Linked DNA regions of Homo sapiens: region 2 is linked to region 1. A link is a loop called in an ENCODE intact Hi-C map of the cell type or tissue named here. Cell type or tissue: GM12878. All regions are shown on one strand.

Region 1 (2,500 bases):
TTTGTAATAAATTTAGTATAATAATAAACTTAACATGCAAAAATAACAATTTTACCCATTACAAATTTTATTTAATATGGATTGATAGTACCAGTAATATTCATTATGAATATATATAGATTATACTTCTTAGGGCAAAGAGCATTAGCACGATAATGTCTTCATGAACAGTGGGATCAAAACCTCCACAAGACCAATGATAGGAACAATACTTCCCAATGAGTGACCTCCAAATTAAGACCTAAGGATGAGTAAAACTTTTCCAGTTTAATAAAAACTAGGGTGGCGCAGATAGAAAAAGTGCCCCAGTCAAAGGCTCAGAGATGAATGAGTGCATGTTATGTCATAATTTTCTGCTATTGTACTTTTGCGTATATTTTTTCTTCTACTTGTAATTTTTTTCCTCCTTCTCTCCATTTCTTGAGACCGTTGGCCTGTTATAAGGAGAACTCAAATCATTTCCAGTGGGATGCTTTTTATATTTGAAAGAAGACATGACTATTTTTTATTTGTTCAATGTAAGACCACAAGGTGAAGTAGATATTAGAAATATGACAAAATAGATAAGATTATTAGGGGAACATGGGTGGATCTGCTATTATTCTGGTAGAATTTTTGTTAAATAAACACAAAGATAATAAAGACGGATCATATGCAGTATTTAATTTGTGTCTCCTGTTCAAAATAGATGTAAGTACATTTGTCTTTAATTTCATGCAGAGGGTTTTGAGTTAAATGAGCTTCGTTATACTGTTTCACATTTTTGTTGAATTGGGATTGAATAAATATGGTACTTTTATCTTCATTGTCAGTGGTTGATTAACTTGGTGATCCCAATTTAATGTTTTCCTTAAACAGAACTATAAGGACTATATCAGTCCAATCTCAAGTGAATTTTATGTTTCACTGAATTTGGCCAGGCAAATAGAATTCTAGTGCAAAAGATACACATGTTCAAATTCATGATCTGAAACTTATACATATACTACTTATTAGAAAGACAACTAAATATGATATAATATACCTGCAAGTTTTATAACACAAAGATTAGGTATTTTTCATAAAAGAGTAAGTAATAGTCCTTTATTATTTTATTATGTACTTGGATAGAATAAAACATTCAATTATTCTGCAACATTGTTTTCAGCCAAATAAGGTTATTAGCGCACCTACAAGAAGAATATATTTGGTTAATAAAAACATGGTCACTTACATGCACTGTCTTTTTTAACTTTTGTTAATTTCTCAAAATAAATTAAGTTGAAATAAGTTATTTTGCTTTGATATCTTCTAAACTTGATCACCATATCTGAAGTCACTATGTAGACGAGTAGAAAATTCAATGATTTAAATAGTGTAAAATTCTTGAGTGCTCCTCTCTCATAAATTGTAGCAGCTTTAATAAATAACTGTATAGCTGTTTTTCTATATTCCATATGACTTCTGTGCACATCCAGAGGATGTCGCTTACTATGCAACAACTTATATGAACATTATAAGATTCTTAGAATATTATTCTCTTCAGTTTATATCACAGGTCCCAGATGGCTTGACTTAATTTAATTTTACAGCTACCTTCTTGAGAGAGTATATTAAAGCCAAATAATCCTTCAATAGAATGAGAGAGCAATGAGGTTCACAAATAGAACTACACCACATTAATTGTGAATTATATTTCCACATGAATGAATTTCTGAGTTGCAGTCAAATTTGAATTTAAAAACATTGTGGAACACAAGTCCTTTATGAGAAAAGAGATCCTTGTTTCATTAAGAAAAAGGTGCACAATGTTGGTTATATATATATGTACTAAATCATCTCTCTAGTTAAGATCCCAACCTAAAACAGATTTTTAGTGAACTTTGTTGTCTTGTATTTTTTTTAAATCGTATAGCGCTTTTTCTCTTGAAAAAGCCTTTGATTCCTGTAGCTGAACATCTTCTATGATGATTGTTGCAGTATCATCTTTGTATGGTTATTGATATTCCTGCTTCTGATTAAAATTTAGTGTTTTCTTTTTTTTTTTTTTTTTAGTTAACATAAAATATATGTCTTCAGGCCTCTTTGGCCTCGGTCAGGAATGTATAACAACTGAAAAAGGTTCAGACGAGAGACCAGTAATTAGGCACAGCTTGTAAAGCCAATCAAGCTCAGTCTACTATTGCTCCTAGGGACAGGCTGATGATTGACATTGCAGTGAAGGAATCTCAGAGGTGGTTCTGCAGATTATAATCAAACTGCAAAAACAATTAGTAGGTAAAGCTCATGGATTAAATTTAAAAAATCTGTTGAGCAGGAAACATTCTCAACTAAAAGCTGAAGAGAGTACCTTATTGATAAAAGTTAACAACCTATAATTTTTATGTGATCAATACTACATGTCAGTTAGATTTCTAGAGTTTTCCATAGTAGTAAATGGTGGCTTTTATTCCTTTTTTTGCTGTCATTCTCTTTACCTTTTTTCTTCCAAAGCAACCCATTATAAAGTGAAGTGTATTGC
Region 2 (2,500 bases), 420 kb after region 1:
GTATGGAAATGCCTTTGTCCTTTGCATAGTCAGTGGAGTCCCAGGAAAAGTTTCTTCTCCTTTTGTGGGCATGGGCACAGTGGGCTCCAGTGGGTTCCGGTGGGCACTCTACTTTCCTTTGTTAGGACTATAAGTCTGGCTTCTATGATTCATCACTTCAGCTCCTGATTGTTCCTGGACCAAGGTCCCAGGCCAAGCTGAGTCATGTATTTGCCAAGGCAGCCCGCAGACTAAGCATATCTTTTTCTCTTCCCAATTCATAAAATCCCTTGACCCCAGCCTCATAGTGGGTACTCCCATTTGAGACCCCCTCGCTGCTGACAGAGAGCTTTTTTCTTTCACTTATTAAACTTTCACTCTAACCTCACCTTTGTGTCCACTCTCCTTAATCGTCTTGGAGGTAGGACCAAGAACTCCAGGCATTATCTCAGACAACGAAAGACTTACATCTTAGTGTATTGACTGGGAAGAAGATAATTCATTAAAAGGATGAATAAGAGTGGACCTTTAATGTTAACTCTTTACTTTCATTTCTGAGACTTCTTGTCTATTCCAATCTAGTTTCCTTCCATGGAGGGCCTAAGTCGTCACGTGGGATTGGAAGAAGGTCCTAGGGCGACTGAAGATTTCTGGCTGGGGCTACACCCCAGTATTATCTGAAGGTCTGTAGACTAACTCCAGTCCTTGACAGCCTGTCAGGGTGTCGGCACAAGGATTTCCAGTCTTTTCCTATCGAATTTTCCTTCTTTCCTCTCACGGCTATCGAGTCTCCTATCCCATCGTATACAATGTTGCAGGTGTTTTTGCAACCTAGAAATATAGTCTTGCTGGGTAGAGTCAGTTGGTTTCTTAGTAATAAGGAATGTAATTCGAAGAGTTATTGTTTTTCTGATTTCCTAGAAACAGGGGGAATTCAAGATTTTCGTTTAAGTATTTACCTAGTAAGGTCCCTTTTATCCCTCAATGATGGACATTTATAGCATCGTATGGGAGGATACTTCACCCCGAGTGACTATCCCCCGCTCCATTTGGATTGTTTCTCTCTTCGTATAAGAGTTCATCATTTTCCAATAAATTTAAACAGTTCCTTTATGAGATAAGTTAATTTTCTTATGCTGGGGGGCATGCTATAGGGACAGCCTATCAAACCCCAAAACTCTCTAATTTTTGCCTGAAAAGAATTTGAAGTGTTTACCTAACATTTCTAACCCTACAGTGCCACCTAGTGGAATGGGATTTTTTTCTCCGTAGGGAGCCGTGTCCGTTCTCTCTCCCAGACTTCCAGTCTCCCAATTCTTTTCCATTTTTGGTCTTCTATCAGTGATCAGACCCCATGTCCTCTTTGTAGACAGAAAAACTCCACTTTCAACAGTCAGGAGGAAGACATTTTGATAAGACAGATTTTAGCTTCAATACTGTCCCCATCAAAGGAGAGGCAGCCATTCAATTTTTACACTCTTTGAGGCAGCTGTTTTGCATTCAATTACATTGGAATTTAAACAGAAAATGAATTTTACATTTAGAATTTATTCAGTCCCATTCTATGGGATTTTGATTTTTTGCTGGAGCCATAGCAAGGGAAGCCAGAAATGGTGTTAGGACACTCCCTCCATTTAAAACTCTTGCCCAGGTCCAACTACTACATAATCTCTCCCAAGCCTCTGGGGTACCGTGGGAGCCTTCTGGGCTAGGTGGATCTAGGAATCCAGCAGGACAGAATGGTAAGGTTTTGAACAGGTTTTGAAATCCTACTGACTAGCTTTTCTGGGACCATGGATAAAAGGTCACACTTGTATCCATAGGGAGGCACTTATGATGGTTGCTGAGACCCAGAGGAGAGGGGGAAGGAGGAGAAGGGGGACACACTTTCTCTCTTTCTCTCCACCCTGGGTCACACAAATGGGAGGAAGAGGAATAAGGGACACCTTGTCTCCCTTTCTCCTTCTAGATGAGTAACAAACCATCTGCAGTTAGTACTCCCCTTGAGTGCATTTTGAATCACTGGAACGCCTTTGACCCTGAGACTTCTGGCTTATATTCTATTGCACAGGGGCATGGCCTTGTTCCCATCTTGGGGATGAACAAACCTGGCTTTCTGAGGGAAGTCTTGATTTCTATACTATTCAACAACTAGATATTTTCTGTAAGTGGGAGGGCAAGTGCTCCAAGGTTTCCTATGTACAGGCTTTTTTTGCTTTTTGGGAAAACTCGAATCTTTGTAAGTATTGTACAGTTGACCCTGCCCTTTTAGCAGCCATGTCAAGCAAGCCTACAAAGGATGATTACCCAAAGTCAGAGAGACAAACCATTGGGGAACCCTAAAATGCAACTTCTGGGTTCCCTACCTGACCCACTTCTTAGGGGCTCCCAATAGCCAAATCATTAGCTCCTCTGGTTGTGCCACTCAAGAAATTGCCAACTTTGCTGTTGCCCCCCCAAGAAATGCCTGATGGGCATGGTGTCACTAGGATTCAAGTTCCCTTCTCATTTCAGGACCTTA

The links. Hi-C counts contacts between places; a loop is a spot of excess contacts. Peaks named below come from ENCODE experiments on the same cell type or tissue, not always from the same donor. Only the 100,000 strongest peaks of a DNase experiment are listed, where the experiment ranks them.
Region 2: a loop joins it to region 1, with 2.6 times the contacts of the local background. A loop is called at or near these places in 8 of 110 quality-filtered maps.

The regions. Positions count from the first base shown.
Region 1 is chrX:94,293,532-94,296,031 of GRCh38, reverse strand. No RefSeq gene overlaps it. Among named protein-coding and RNA genes, the nearest start is that of FAM133A, 620 kb to the right of the region's middle. In GM12878, no CTCF peak of the experiment used is centred here; no DNase peak of the experiment used is centred here.
Region 2 is chrX:93,873,481-93,875,980 of GRCh38, reverse strand. No RefSeq gene overlaps it. Among named protein-coding and RNA genes, the nearest start is that of FAM133A, 200 kb to the right of the region's middle. In GM12878, a CTCF peak has its summit at 1,226 (motif pointing left); no DNase peak of the experiment used is centred here.